2 separate regions of the Homo sapiens genome follow, and region 1 is linked to region 2. A link is a loop called in an ENCODE intact Hi-C map of the cell type or tissue named here. Cell type or tissue: PC-3. All regions are shown on one strand. Links, peaks and the distances in the headings refer to the core of each region. The heading gives the core; the rest is flanking DNA.

Region 1 (8,344 bases), core at 165-8,164, 140 kb before region 2:
GAGATGGGCATCATCTACTCATTTCTTCTGTGAGTGGCCATTTTAGACTTAAACAAATGGATTTCTAATGGTCTATTTGTTTTGTTACTTTCAGAATACATTTTTCATTATGAAAGCCAGTGGGAAAAATACAACTGCATTTCAGTGTTTTCAAAGTCACTTTTCTGGAACATATCTATTTAGTTAACTGACAATTTAATAACAAGCTCTCAGAAGGATGACATGTTTATATGTGCAATAATAAAATGAATTTTTCTCTGTCTTTTAGCAATTAAACATTTTTCCTTTAAGTAGATGATGTTTATTTCTCTTGGTGCTCATAACGTTTTAACATGAATTTACCTTGTACTGAGAAATTTTATATTTAAGATATGAGGTTTCAATCATGGGATCCCTCCCCATAAATTTAAATACAAGGGAATCGTGAGTCTATAATTAAAATCTGTTTAACATCTCAAAAATACTAGAAGCCTTTATCACAGTCAGAAAAATTTATACTTCAGTAGAAACTATAGCAAGGATGGGAGAATTGTGCATAGTTTAAAATATATGTTATAGTTTTAAATGCTATATGATAAGCTATATGATAGACAGTTTTCAAAAATCAATGTTTTATTATGTTTACAAGTTCCAGTTCTCTTCCTTACTGTTCATAGTTATGAATCTGTTTATATATGAAAATGAGACCCAAGAAATTCCGGCTAGTGATATGAAGCAAAAATGGGCAGCCATACTGTGTTATCTGTTACTAAAGAGTAGTGGGCACATGGTTGGAGTATGCTTTGAATCAATCTTTTTGGTCCTTCTTACAACAGAAGTTTGCTAACAATCCTCTGTTTTTTTCCTTCTTTCTTCCTCCCACTCTCACCCCAGCCCCTATCTAGAGTTGTGGAATAAAGCAAACAATTCTATCTTAAAAAAAATTTTTTTTTTTGATTGACAGAAAACTCAAACATTTAAATGTGAATTGCTTATGGGATTACCTGTCCTTTTTAAAAATTTGTGGCTCTGCTTATTTTTCAAAGATACGGCCCTTTAGAAAAGTAGTTTGTTGCTCTTTTAAGAGTCCTGAATCGAGCAATAGAAACTGATTTATGCTCTGTGATAGTATCATAATGTTGTATCACTGAAACACAATATAAATTAACCTTAGCATGAAGACCCTTTGTGCATTCCTACTTTCCTTGATTCACAATTTTTTTTTTTTAAACGGTGTCTCACTCTGTTGCCAGGCTGGAGTGCAGTGGCGCAATCTCAGCTCACTGGAACCTCTGCCTTCTGGGTTCAAGCTATTCTCCTGCCTCAGCCTCCTGAGTAGGTGGGACTACAGGTGCGCGCCACCACACCCAGCTAATTTTTGTATTTTTAGTAGAGACAGGGTTTCACCATATTGGCCAGGAGGGTCTCAGTCTCTTGATCTCGTGATCCGCCTGCCTCGGCCTCCCAAAGTGCTAGGATTATAGTCGAGAGCCACTGCGTCCGGCCGATTCACAATATTAATTAGTTCTTGTTTCAACATACTTAAGAATAAGACACTCAATGAGGTAAATACACTTGTTACTAATGTGTACCTAGGGCTATGGAAAGGAAAGGAGAGAAGGGGATGGGAGATGGAGGGACAGAAGGAAGGAAGAAAGGAGGAAGAAAGGAAAGACAATTAATAGTCAAGTGCCAGGATATCTCAGTGCAGCAAATTTGAGACCCACTCTAAGGGTGAGGGACCAGGCTAGGGCATGTCTGTCTGCTAAATTGTTTTTAGTATGACAGTTCATTTATTAATTCAAAACTAGTAAAAGAGCTCTCACCCTTCAAAACCACTTCCGGCATTGGCTGTACAAATTAGGATGATTTTATAAATAAAGTGCATATTACGTGGCATCAAAATTCTTGGATTTGAATTCCAGTCCTACCACTTATCAGATATATGGCCTTGGGCAACTTATTTTTCTGTTTCAGTTTCCCTACCTGCAAAATGGGATACTAATAGTACCTGTTTCATAGAATTACTCTAAGAATGAAATAAGATAACACATATAAACAGTCCAAAGACCTAGCATACTGTAAGTTCTCAATAATGGTTAGTTATTTCACTTTTCTTATCATCATTATGTTCCTTGCAGCCCTCAAATATAGTTACCTAATACACTAAAAGTCATATTCTTTTCATGTTATAACCCTGTAACATTTTTCTTCCTAGATTCATCCATATTCTGCTACTTTCAAATTTTGTTCTATTTCAACTTAGTTTGATTTTTGCCCCCATGTGTAATCAAGAACTTGGCCTATGAATCTCAGCAAAGAAAAATTTTCCCATCCAATAAAATGTACTAATATTTACTGAATACCTAAGAACAGATTATAAGAGAGAAACCTTATTTTTAAAAGAGAAAAATAAAATTTTGCAAACTTCCAGAAACAAATTCTACCTATTAACCAGATTCAATATCCATATTTAAATATTTCTGTATCAATAAAATTATTTAATATTTTTTAAAACAAAAAAATTAAAAGCCAAATTTTTTTTCTAAAATCAACGCATTACTTCTGTGGTTCTCTGACTTTTTGATCAAAAGAAAAAAAGCCATTTAAAACTTAAATTCCATTGCAATCATATTCATCTAATACCAAAGACAAAGATGGATGTGAAAAAAAACAAGAAATAGAAAAATTAGGTATGTAATTCCTGGTGAAGAAGAAATAACGCTGATGTGACTTGACAATTAGGACTCTAAGGGTGAGGGACTAGGCCAGACCATGTCTGACTGCTCAATTCTTTTCTCAGTACCATTTCAGTCACTAATTCGAAAGTAATAAGAGAACTTTTACCCACCATAAGTGGGGTAATAGGGGAAGAATGGGGGAAAAAAGGGAGTAGGGTTGGAATAGAATTAAGGAGAGGTAGTCCAGACCAATTTTGACAGTTCTAAAATAGATCAATAAGAAACTAAAATAATTATTCTTTGTAAGCAAAAACTCTCCTAGAGAGTTCCCAAAGCTGAGTCTAAGAAAAGTGGTCATTGCTGAGCCCAAGGGCAGCGTGCACATATTCCTTCCCTATTCTTTCAACAGTATACAAAAGTCGTTACTACTTTGGCCTAGATTCCATGTTGGCTAGCTTGGCCCACAATTCAGAACAGGTTTAAATAAGCTTCCTCAGAGGCTGCCTGTGTCCTAGGTTTAGGCTTACCCATACTCATCTTGATTGGCAGGTTTTCTCTGCTTGCCGCTTCCACTAGATGTCTCCGAACTTCCATCACTGCCTCTTTGTGCTTAGTGTTCAGTAAAGCTTCCCATAGGGCTTTGGCTGTGGTGTCACTGCAGGAAAATCACAAAAAGAGCTTTAGAATAAATTTCTACTGGATACTGGAAAGGGTTGAAAGCAAAATACTTTTTAAAATATATTTTTGAGCATTAATGTAGTCTTTCCTACTGATAGACTCTAAGTATTAGGATTAAATAAAGAATGTCTAATTCACATAATTGGCAGAAAATATTGAGAAATTAAGGAAACAATAAAATCAAGTGAAAAAAAGGGAAGAAAAGCTGTACTGTGTGATGAGAAGTGTGGGAAAACTATGTGATAAATTTTTTCAAAGATTTTGCACTTAAATCTTTCAGAATTCAACTCAACATCACTAGAGTAATATAAATGTTATATAAGCCAAAATTAAATGCAAGTCTCAAAATGATTTATCAGTGATTATAAGCACTATATCAATTCGAGATTAAATACTTGTCCAAGAAACAAAGCAATCAGCAATGAGCATTTCATTCAAAAATTACTCAACAGACTTCCTAATTAGTAGGCTTCCTACTAAATGAAAATCAGGAATTATGCTAAGTAGCCATGGCCTGAAGTATCCCACTTTGGGCCTTAGGTTGGAAGGATGGTACTTACTAAAACCTTTACAATTAACCGTTGATAACAGCACGAAGCACTGCATTATATGCAAGGTCTCATCTGGGCTCACTTCTCCAATAGCCCTCTGTCTCACCCAACATGCTATGTCCAAATTATAAATGAGGGCAGTGTTCTTTCCGGAAGATCTCTGCCATGTAGCCAAGTATACACATTTGTAGTAACGTTTTAAAAACTGAATACAAAGAAACAAGGATGACTTCTGTCCCTTTCTAAAGACTTTTTCCTCCAATTAAAGCCCTACTCACTCTCCTACTATCCACTTAGTAATAGTTCAAAAATAAATACATTTTTAATTTAGTTTTAAAGTTACATCTATTAAGATTTTAATTTAGTTTTAAAGTTATACCTAATAAGACATATCTTCCAAATTTGAATTGGATATTGAATAATAGAATGATGTATTTTTACACTGAGTTTAATGCCTGACACATTATAATCTTTCATTGAATAGTTTTTATTATCATGTATCTTTCCATAATGAACTAATATTACTGCTCAACATACTCCACTTGTTTTAATCTGATCAAATCTGTCATCATTATAACTCTGCATCTAATATTCTTAAGTTTAATTTAAGTAAGCAGGTAAACTACATGCCAAGCCCTGTATTTGGTTGGGATACAGATTTTTAAAAAGCTTTGAATGGCATAGTTTAGAAGACAAGGCAGATACAAAAGCAAATAAATTACTAAAAAAGTGTGGTAATAAAAGCCATGGTCAATGCTTGCATAGGTGTTTATGCAAGCATAATCCTAGCTGGGAGGATAGGGACTGAAGGAATGATTTCTACTGGAAATGATGAGCAAGTACAAAGATACATAAGCTCTAAAAGCAGCCTGGGAAGAAGTTAAAACTCAATCTGGGAAGGAAAATGGCAAAAAAAAAAAAAAAAAGCCTTCAAGAAAGATATAAAATCTTGGTTACAAAACAAGAGAAAGAAGGACATTTCAGAATGCAAAAAATCCTAGGAACATGACCCTGAGGAGCACTGTTCTGTTGCATGCCAAGGTGCACGGGGAGGGGCAGTGGAAGGAGAGCATAAAAGAAGGTGCAGCCACACTCTGGGGGTTCTGCATTCCTTGCCAAGTCATGTCAACTTTGATATGTAGGTGACAGGAAGCCAAGGAGCATGTGATTGATTTCACACTTTGAGAAGAACAGCATAGCTCAGCAGTTATGAATACAGTCTTTATCATAATTCAAAAGGAGGTCTGTTTGCTATGAGGCTTTCAGAAAGTTACTTAATTTCTCTAAAGCTCTGCAGGCAATTGAAGAACCATGGAAGAATTCTGAGCATGGGAGTTACAATCCCAGTTTCCCAAACTTATGCTTCATAATTGTTCTCTAGTCTCAACAATATCTCTCCACAAAACACAGGGATTTCTCACATAAGTCTCAACGCAACCCAGAACTTTCAGAGTAGAATGTCACTACCCTCCTCTTTTCCATGAGAATATGTATCTGGCTAATTCATCTCTAAAATCACAGTAAGTTAGGTAACGTTGTGGTTGCCCCATCAGATTGGTGTAGTGGTTTATGGACTCCGCAGTCAGATAAATCTGGGTTCGAACTCCAACCATGCTCCTCCTCACCCACTCCAAATACATGGCCTCCTAGACCATTCTTCTCCCGTATTCCAAGCAGAGGAACACTCTTTCTACAAATCTCTCTCTCCCTCCAGGTATCTGCTAAAACATCACCTTATCAGAGAGGTCTCCCCTTACTGCCCTGCTTAAAAAAGTGACATTGCCTATCACAGCATCTTATGCTAGCACTCTGTTGTCTACTTACTGGGCTTTACTGTTCTACATAATTCTAATTACCAGCTGACTTATTATGTTTCCATGTTTATTTGTTGTCTGTCTCTCTCATAAAAGGTGGGGTCCTTCTATGAAGGCAGGGACTTTGTTTTACTCATTGCTAATTCTTCACTACCTAGAACAGTGCAGATCTCTGGTGGGTACACTCAGTAAATACTGAATAAATGATACTTGTTAATTGTGTAACTGTGCACATAATTAATGCTCTCTTTTTGGTATCTGTGGAGTTGGAAGTTATAATAGTGAATTCACAGGATTGTTGTAGGATTAAATAATATAATTCATTTAAAGCACTTTCCTGATTCACAATAAATGTAAGTTGTGTGGTGGTGGTTGTAGTTGTTACTAGTATTACTGTTGTTATAAGTGGTATTGTCTTATATTCATGGTCTTTAATTCACTATGTTCAGGAGTTTGTGATATATTGGATGAATTCACTTACTTAATTACACTGAGTATGCTTATTCATACAATCTTGATTAGTGCAGATGTACTAAAGTCACTTGAAGCTTGTACTATCTGGCTCTTGTCTATTAAAATATTTTAGAAGAAATACAAAGTTTCCATGATCTCTAACAGTGATACATACTCAGGTCATGTTTTCTTAAAAATTGTTTTGCTGATATAAACAATTCTGGGCCGGGCGCAGTGGCTCACACCTGTAATTCCAGCATTTTGGGAGGCCAAGGCAGGCAGATCACAAGGTCAGGAGTTTGAAACCAGCCTGACCAACATGGAGAAACCCCGCCCCTAATAAAATTCAGAAATTAACCGGGAGTGGTGGTGTGCGCCTATAATCCCAGCTACTCAGGAGGTTGAGGCAGGAGAATCGTTTGAACCCGGGAGGTAGAGGTTGCAGTGAGCCAAGATCATACCACTGCACTCCAGCCTAGGCAACAGAACGAGACTCCATGTCAAAAAAAAAAAAAAAAATTCTGAATGTCTAGATATGTGTGAGAGTTCCTAATGCCTGCTTCCTGTCCTAAACAGTTTTCTAAACACGTCATACTAACTTCACATTACACATGGTCATTTTAAGTTTATCAAGGGAACATTTACAAGTTAATTAAGGTTCTCTGAATAATTGGCACTGAAGAAGGTCAAAGTCATACTTACTGGTATTTTTTTTGTCTCCTGCACCCACTTCTTCACCAAGTCACTCTATTACTGCAATGTGGTAATTCACACACATACACCTATATCAGCATCTGAGTTGAGCATGGTAGTTAAGTCACTGCCTTTCTCTAATATGCTCATAAAAGTTGATCCAATAGGCAGTATTTCATACAATTGAATTTTCACATGAAATCAACTCCTGATATTAAACTTTATGTCAAGAAAAGTTAATTGAAATCCATACTATAATTGCAATAGCGGATTATACGTAAATCTTTATCATCTCCAACTGTGCAAAACTTTCTGTTTTCCTACTGGGGAAATAAGCAATACAGAGAGGACTATATGCAACGGCCAGTGTGGTAGATTATTACTAGGCAAGACTGCAGAGTGGCAGGGGCATAGGTTCTGGACCAAACAACACAAGGTGCCATTTTGCCACCTACTAGCTCTATGTCCCTAGGAGGGCTTCTTCTCTCTGTACATGTTTTCTCCTCTCCTAAATGGGGATGGTAATAGTACATATTCAGTAAGCTGTTATAAGAATCAAATGGGCTAATACATCTAAAGCACCTAGAACAAATCCTGACACACAAGTGCTACAGCAGTAGTAGTAGCAGCAGCAGTAGTAATAAAAGAAAAATCAAAGGGCAGAATTTTCTTGTAAGATATAGAAGGAAGCCTTTTGTAGAACTGCAGTGGTCTTCCCCCACTACTTGTGTACATATATGTACAATCACTGTCAGCGACTTCATTTTCTAATATGAAAAGGTCAACAATAGATAATGTAGAATTCATACACACTGAAAACTCCAATGCAAGCAATCTCCTTATATATGACAAGTTGATGTAAATAATTTTTATTTTTCAGGAATAAAATTGAGAACTTTACTATAGCTTACTTCAAAACAGACAGCTATAGAAAGTTAGTGTTTTTCTTACAAAGACTTTTAAGCAATGACTTTTGTTTCAGCTTATCTCTTCAATTTAATTATTGTAAAATTCTGCAGGACCTTTTAAAACTACAGTTATTACTTTTACAAGGAGTTCAGATTCTATATTCTATTTCCAGACTGACTTATTAAATGGTTGTACAACTCTTGGGTCAGAAGCAAACATTAGAGGTTTGCTAATATAAAGATATTAATCATCTTTATATCTTCAGCAGGACTCTACCTAACCCAATACAGACAGATGAAAAATCTATTTTTAGTTTTTAAAAGCACCTAAAGAAAAATTTATAATATTCCTGAGAAAAACACTACAGCTTCAAACAAATCAAAACTCTGATTGGACTCTATTTAAACCTAAACCCTTTGTGCTCTACTATAAATCTCATTCATCTAGCTTAATCTTTTATCTTAAGTTCAGGAACAGCTGGTCAACATCTTTTTGATAATCAGGCCCACCCTAAAAGAGTTGTTTTTTTTTTTCCCCTGATGGCCAAATTAAGGAAAATTTTTGAAAGGTGAATAAAATACAATGT
Region 2 (8,344 bases), core at 186-8,185:
TGCAATCTCGGCTCACTGCAAGCTCCGCCTCCCAGGTTCATGCCATTCTCCTGCCTCAGCCTCCCGAGTAGCTGCGATTACAGGCACCTGCCACCGCACCCTGCTAATTTTTGTATTTTTAGTAGAGACAGGGTTTCACCATCTTGGCCAGGCTGGTCTTGAACTCCTGATCTCATGATCCACCCACCTCGGCCTCCCAAAGTGTTGGGATTACAGGCATGAGCCACTGCACCTGGCATGATAGACATTCTTTTGGTAAAGTCTGTTGGTTGTAAGTTTTGCTTATTTTTTTGTTGATGTTTACAAAGGCTGTTTGAATCTTGAAATAAAATATTGTTGAGTACACTTTTCTAGGTTGAAATTTTTTTCTCAACACTTTTTTTTTTTCTTTTTTTGAGATAGTCTCACTCTGTCGCCCAGGCTAGAGTGCAGTGACATGATCTCTGTTCACTGTAACCTCCGCCTCCCGGGTTCAAGTGATTCTCCTGCCTTAGCCTCCCAAATAGCCGGGATTACCGGCATGCACCACCATGCCCGGCAAATTTTTATATTTTTAATAGAGACGGGGTTTCACCATGTTGACCAGGCTGGTCTCAAACTCCTAGCCTCAAGTTATCTGCCCGCCTTGGCTTCCCAAAGCGTTGGGATTACAGGCGTAAGCCATCGCGCCTGGCCTCCTCTCAACACTTTGAAGATGTCCCAGTGTATTCTGGTTTCCATTTTTTATATTGGGAAGTTTGTGGTCAACCTAATTCTGATTCCTGTTCACCTTGTATAATGAAGGGTCTTTATATGTTAGGTTTTTAAGATTTGTTTCTGGATCTTCCCGATACTGTGGGTATTCATTCACCATGTGATATTTCTCTTTTCTATTTATAAAATGAATTTCTATTATAATCTCATGACACATTTTTGGTGGGCATTTTGTTTTTTTAAAGTACCATAACGTTTGTTTTTAATCGTGTTTTTTCTTTAGTTGCCTTTCCCCATCTTCCTGGTTCTGCTCCTTCGTGGCCTAGTCTTGTGGACACCAGCAAGCAGTGGGACTATTATGCCAGAAGAGAGAAAGACCGAGATAGAGAGAGAGACAGAGACAGAGAGCGAGACCGTGATCGGGACAGAGAAAGAGAACGCACCAGAGAGAGAGAGAGGGAGCGTGATCACAGTCCTACACCAAGTGTTTTCAACAGGTTTGTTGGGTGTGCAGGAGTTTATACTATGTATTTTATAAGCACTTACAAATTTATTTTCGTTATGAGGAAGTGAATTTCAGTTCACTTGGAAAAGAGATGCTCAGGGAGTACATAGGAAAGCCATCTTAAAATGATAAAGGATTAGAGGCTTCCCATTACCTTGAACAGTAGTCCTTAAATTTGTTTGTTTACTTATCTCTTAAAAGAATTTTCTACCCCTTCATTTATTTTTATCTTGCCATCTAAGTTTTTCATCTTAAGCTTAAATTAGTTGACCATATAGATATTTCCAGTGTATTATAAATATTAATATTTAAAAAGAAAATTATCACCACTTCTATTATTATTCTATTTTTAGAGACGGTCTTGCTTTGTCATCCAGGCTGGCTGGAGTTCAGTGGCATGATCATAGCTCACTGCACTCTTACATTGGAAGAAGATGCCATCTAAGACTTTCAGAGCTAGAGAAGAGAACTCAGTGCCTGGCTTCAGAGTTTGAAAGGACAGGCTGACTCTCTTGTTTCCCAATGCATTGTTCCCTAACGTAGGAAGTCCTGGGCTCAAGTGATCCTCCTGGCCTAGCCTCTCAAGTAGCTAAGACTACAGTCATGCATCACCATGCTTGGCTGATTTTTAAAATTTTTTGTAGAGTCAGGATCTTGCTGTGTTGCCCAGGCTCACTCTCTTAAAATATATCCAGTGGATTAAAAACACTATAGTGATTTTCCAAAATTATCCATTTTTTAAAGAAAATGTACAAATAGTCTCTCTTTAAGAATTGGAAATTTTACATTTCTTTTTGTATTCAAATTTTTACTTCTGTACCACTTCCCTCAAAGAATTTTGTTCTAATGTAAAAGTTTCATAATCTTAAAACTTTTTAAGTGGGTTTTCCTATTAGTCTTTCCTGCAACACACTTATGTGTTAAGTTTTAATGTTTAAGGAAATTTTTCTTGTATGTGTTTTAAAAAATTTTCATCCTGATTTTAGTTATTTATATTCTGTCAGTGCAAACCACATGTACAACAGTGGTCTCATAAGATTACAATACTGTTTTTACTGTATCTTTTGTTTAGATACACAAACACCATTGTGTTAAAATTTTCTACAGAATTCAGTGCAGTAATATGCTGTACAGATTTGAAGCCCAGGAGCAATAGGCTATAACATATCACCTAGTGTATAATAGGCTGTACCATCAAAGTTTGTGTAAGTACACTCTGTGGTGTTTGCACAACAATGAAATCACCTAATAATGCATTTCTCAGAACATATCCCTGTCATTAACTGACACTTGACTGTATACATATACCGCAAATTTTGAAAATAATGTAATGGAATTGCATCCTTTAATGAGAAGGAGGAGCTTTCCACCATCCCCAGTGAGTATTACTATTGTTAGGAAAAAACAGAGTTTGTTCAGAATGCTTAAAATATTCAGTAAACCATCCTGTAAACAGATGTGCTGCCATTCAGGCTTTGGTGTTCCATTGATAGAGCACAGGCAGAGTCGATTTACCATAATTCTAAGTCGATTTACCATAATTCTAAGGACTCCAGGATTTTCAGGGTGGTAAATGGGCACCAACTTCAACTTAAAAACACCAGCTACATTAAGGAACAATGCATTAGGAAACAAGAGAGTGAGCCTGTCCTTTGAAACTTTGAAGCCAGGCATTGCCTTCTCCTCTCTAGCTATGAAAGTCTTGATGGCATCTTCTTCCAGTATAAGGCTATTTGGTCTACATTAAAAATGTGTTGCTTAGTGGAGCTACCTTCATCAGTGATTTTAGCTAGATCTTCTGGATAGCTTGGTGTAGCTTCTACATCAGCAGTTACTGCTTCACCTTGTACTTTTATGTTATATAGATAGTGTCTTTCCTTAATCCTTACAAACCAACTAACCTCTGCTAGCTTCCATTTCTTCTGCAGCTCCCTCACCTATCTCTGTCTTCATAAAATTGAAAAGAATTGGGCTTTGCTCTGGATTAGGCTTTGGTTTAAGGGAATGTTGTGTGGCTGGTTTGTTCTTCTATCCAGACACTAAAACTTTCTCCATATCAGCAATAATGCTGTTTTCATTTTCTTAACCATTCATGTGTTCACTGGAGTAGCACTTTTAATTTTCTTCAATAGCTTTTTCTTTGGCTTGACAACTTGTCTGTTTGGCACATGAGGGCTAGACTTCAGCCTATCATTACTTTTGACATGCCTTCCTCTTCAAGCTTCCTCATTTTTTAAAAGCTTAATCATTTTTAGCTTTTGATTTAAAATGAGAGATGTGCAATTCTTCCTTTCACTTGAAGGCGTAGAGGCCATTGTAGGGTTATTAATTGGCCTCATTTCAACATTATTGTTTCTCAGGGAATAGGGAGACCCAAGGAGAGGAAAGAGATGACCTGAACAGTGGATCGGTCAAGAACATGTACATTTATTAAGTTTGTTGACTTACCTGGATGCGGCTTATGGTACCCCTAAACAGTTACACTAGTGCCTCAAACTAGATCCTGTTCAGAGATATTATAACAAATTACTGAGTTTATTTTGGTGCAAAAAAAATTGATATCGATGCATAATTTTTTCATAGTATGCATTTTCCGTGAACTTTTTGAAGACCTCTCATATTGTCAAGCTGTCTAGGACTGGTCGGTAGCTTAAAACTTTACCAAAAAAAAATGCACAAGAAGGAACTGATGAGGATTTACTCATCTTTTTTCCGTCCTTTGGCTCCTGCTAATATGACTTATACATTGTAGGCACTTAATAAAATTTTATTGACCAAGTAAGTAAACACTATGACACATGCGTGTGTGTGCATGAGTATATGATTTGTGTTTGCTTGGTGGGAAATGTGCTGTTGACTTTAGCCAATTGGAAATGTGCTGTTGACTTTAGCCAATTAAGTGCATGATTCTTCTAAGTTCAAGGGCATTACTTTCCAGAAAGTCAAATTGTTTCTAATGTGGAAATGAATATATGTGAGATAGCATTGCTGTCTCTAGAATGTACATGTTTATAAGTAAGGAACTTAATGCAAAACTTGATAGGAAATAAGAGTAAAATAAATTGCTTTGCCAAGCAGGACTCATAAATTTTCTTTGCATAAATAACACATTGTTTATAGAAGATTTGGCTAAATCCTCTAATTCTTCTGCTTCAAATACATGCACAGATATTACTGAGTTTTTATTGAAACTTAAAAAGTGTTAATGTTTAAACCACATTTGATATTCAGGTTGCTGAACTGTAGGGCATTAGGAGTCAATGTTTACCTAAATTTGACTAAAATGTTTAAGGCCACAGAGGCAAAAAGTGGAGGAATTTTGAGTTGTTCTGAATTATCCCAGGAAAAAATTACACTCTGGAAAATCCAAGTGAAGTATAAGTAAAGGTTTCTGAAGGCTGGTATTTTAGCAGTATGGCATGTAGTATATGTTGCTTTACAAATTACAGGGCCATTGTTTTGAAAATTACAGGCCAGTTTCAACTTCTGTTTTTTAGGGAGCTTAATTATGGGCCAGAAAGAAGGCTGGTCATTCTAGGATGTTTGAAATGAACTCTAATAATTTCCAGGTCCAGAGAAACCTTTGTGGTTCAGCCACTTATCAGAAAAGGGGATGGAAGGAGGAGGGTCTTTATATTTTGTGTGTAGGACCCAATCTTCTACCATCTGTTATAAGGTTCCCATCACAGGGCTGCTTTCAGAATCTAAAGGCTCCAGGTTCAACAAGAGCTGGTTTTAGGGTAAGAGGAAAAAGAGTTAACAAATGACACATTATGAGATAATTGACTTTAACTATTTTTATGTAAATCTAGTTGGAGTCATTGAAAAGCCTCATTTTTTGAGAGAAGTTAACTATATTTATTTCCTATGGTGCTAGTTTATTCTACTTGAAGACATGATACTAAAAAGTTCTGCTTCTGAAAAAATTAAGCATTAAATTCACCAAGGACTGTCATTTATTGAGTGCCTACTCTCATACCAAGCACTTTATAAATGTTGTCAGTTCTGTAAGAAGTCTTGAAAAAGACTGTTGGCAATTTTACAGGTGAGAAAACCGAGGTTTAGAGAGGTAATAGGTAATAGCCTCGGTCACTCATTTAGTAAGTGGCAAAATCAGGATGTGATCCTGTGTGTACTCCACTTGTACTCTTTCTGCTCCTCTCTACTGACTGGCATGGCATGTTACTTTTCAGGTGACATGCCTCCACACTCCAAATACAAAAGTACATATTTATGGGTAGAAAAAAATAGTGGAAATACATATACAAATATGTGCAAATGTGTATATTAATACATTTTCTGTTTTTTTAAATAAGATTCTAAAATTTTAATGTATCACAGATAATAACTTGGTCAGCAGTACAATTGGGCATTAAGCATAGCATTAATGAATCATTACTTTTGCTAGAACACAGGCTGACATGTCTTTTAAAACATGGCTTATAGTTGTCACCTGACTATGTTAAACCCTGAGATTCCTTACCATCTTGATGTTTCATACAAATTACTACTTTCATAATTCATATTAAACACTTCTAGAAATCAAAGCTCTTCAGCATATTCTTCTAAAAGATTATTTTATTCTAAGTGAATTTACTGATGTTAAGTTGTAGAAAGTGTTGACTTCTATGCTAAACATAAAAAAAGAAAAAGGAAGAAATAAGAGACTTGAAGGATAAAGAGAAAGATGGAAAGAGAATGTCAGTTAAAGGACATGAAAGGAAAAGAAGTCTAGGGAGGTAAAGAAAGACCACCCTCTAACTCTAGCCATTAGTCTCAGTTTCACCAGTCTGTGTAATTCAATCCAAAATCAGAAAATGGAGATGCAGCTTCTATTTATGCAGTTGAAATTATTAGCCATGTAGCCCCCCTGCCCACACAGATGTAATTAGGATGTCAGAATGCAGGTATGTCCAATCTGCATTTTGTATGGATGCTGTAGAAGTTGCTTTGATGTCTCTGTTCTTTATTTTTATACTTCTCTATTTGATGAATATTTAGTAATAAACCTAAAGTTTAAAAACTTATTTGCTTTCTGTTTTGTAGTAATTGTGAGTCGTGTATTTTTATAATGTTAAACGTATGTCCAAGACTTTCCAAGAATATTGATTAGAAATCTGAGATATACAAATACTATTTTAATTCTAAAAGGAGCAAAAATTTTAAAAGCTGATAACAATTTAAATCAGTTGCAGATCTCACTTTTTCAAGAAATGAAAAAACCAAAGCATTGTTATATTAAATCTTTTTAACAGCTATGAAAGCACAGAACAAAATTGGTCATTTAACATGTGTAATTATTATATATTTATATTCTTAGCTCTAGTGCTATTTTGAGAACAAGCATTATTTTCCTCTCAATTCAACGAATATTTCTTCCTCACTAATGTTATAAAAGATGCTAATGTGAGGATTTTGGATTTGGACTGCAGATCACATCTCTTTTACAGTTTGAATCCATTCAGAATTAATGGTCCAGTTGTCAAGAAAACATTTCTATTTCAATTTCAGCGATGAAGAACGATACAGATACAGGGAATATGCAGAAAGAGGTTATGAGCGTCACAGAGCAAGTCGAGAAAAAGAAGAACGACATAGAGAAAGACGACACAGGGAGAAAGAGGAAACCAGACATAAGTCTTCTCGAAGGTTTGCTCTTTAATAAAATAGTGAACCAATAGTATGTGAGAGATTTTGACTTACTACATTGTCGCATTGGAAGAGGGGAAATTTTGGCCTATGAACCAGTCTTGCTTGGTTTCATTAAAGAAAAATTCAGGGCCTTGTCTCAAATTTTTTTAAAAAAGCATTAAACAAAATACCTATTGTTTGCCAAAAATCAACCCTATACAGTATTTCCGGTTTTGAGTTAATGCCTGTTTCTAATTTGTTACTGTATATTATAATATGCATTTCAGAAGCTGTGTATAGGCACTGGGAATCTGAGATAATATCAGTGAAGATGGCCCTATAAAATAAATACAATCCCTGCATAAAAGTCACATAAAACTGATTATTCCTCACATTATATTTATGAGAAAATGCATTAGATTATTTTAAACCCAGTGTTATATTGAGAATTTCCTTAGAGTGATTGGATTTTTGTCACTGATTGTGTATTTAAACAGAACACACCTTTTTTTTTTTTTTTTTTTTCCAGTAATAGTAGACGTCGCCATGAAAGTGAAGAAGGAGATAGTCACAGGAGACACAAACACAAAAAATCTAAAAGAAGCAAAGAAGGAAAAGAAGCGGGCAGTGAGCCTGCCCCTGAACAGGAGAGCACCGAAGCTACACCTGCAGAATAGGCATGGTTTTGGCCTTTTGTGTATATTAGTACCAGAAGTAGATACTATAAATCTTGTTATTTTTCTGGATAATGTTTAAGAAATTTACCTTAAATCTTGTTCTGTTTGTTAGTATGAAAAGTTAACTTTTTTTCCAAAATAAAAGAGTGAATTTTTCATGTTAAGTTAAAAATCTTTGTCTTGTACTATTTCAAAAATAAAAAGACAGCAATGACTTTATATCCAAGAAAGGAATGTGAATGAGTCACTTAACAGGGAATCTAAAGAGCTGTGTTAGCTGTGTACATACACAGATTATCTGAGAAAAGGTCAAGGGTTCCACTTGGGCCACAGTTTTTTTGTTAATCAAACACCACTCTCTTAAGAGGCTGCATCACAAAAGGCAACAAAGGGCCCCTCTAAGGCTTGAGATTAAAACTAGTCTTTATCATTACTGCTGTGACACTCTTGCTTAGTATATTAAGAGACTCATACATTTTTGATATCACAACTTTTTGATGGCTTTTCAATATTCTAAATTTGGGTTCCTGGTGAAACCAAATGGGGTACACTTTCATATCCAAATTAATAAAACCTATAAGGCATCTGGGTGGCCTCTATGAAATAAATTAATTAATTACCCATAGTGTAGTTTCTAGGAGGCATGTGTACACACACTCTTCATTGTGGCACAAATTTAAATCGCCTCATGACCATGTCTGTGAGCCAGGGTCAAGCTGGTTTGGCCTTCTTGATGCATTTTCCAAGGCCCACTGGTGGAGCAGCATGAGTTTTTATACAGTTACTAACGATTGTGGAAAAAAAGAGCTTTAGCCATTTCTTACTAAAAACAAAACAA

What was found. Hi-C counts contacts between places; a loop is a spot of excess contacts. Peaks named below come from ENCODE experiments on the same cell type or tissue, not always from the same donor. Only the 100,000 strongest peaks of a DNase experiment are listed, where the experiment ranks them.
Region 1: it touches region 2 in a loop (3-fold over the local background); 2 of 110 quality-filtered maps call a loop at or near these places.

The regions. Positions count from the first base shown.
Region 1 is chr4:53,310,449-53,318,792 of GRCh38, forward strand. It overlaps SCFD2 (sec1 family domain containing 2), which reads right to left. Exons shown (of 9, transcript NM_152540.4): 3 at 3,188-3,315. Among named protein-coding and RNA genes, the nearest start is that of SCFD2, 51 kb to the right of the region's middle. In PC-3, for the core only: CTCF peaks have their summits at 3,235 (motif pointing right) and 3,437; no DNase peak of the experiment used is centred there.
Region 2 is chr4:53,451,944-53,460,287 of GRCh38, forward strand. It overlaps FIP1L1 (factor interacting with PAPOLA and CPSF1), which reads left to right. Exons shown (of 18, transcript NM_030917.4): 16 at 977-1,190; 17 at 6,710-6,847; 18 at 7,359-8,344. The coding sequence ends at 7,506. It overlaps LNX1 (ligand of numb-protein X 1), which reads right to left. Exons shown (of 11, transcript NM_001126328.3): 11 at 7,358-8,344. Among named protein-coding and RNA genes, the nearest start is that of LNX1-AS1, 44 kb to the right of the region's middle. In PC-3, for the core only: no CTCF peak of the experiment used is centred there; DNase peaks (open chromatin) are centred at 3,998 and 7,788; H3K4me3 peaks cover 419 bases; H3K27ac peaks cover 2,139 bases.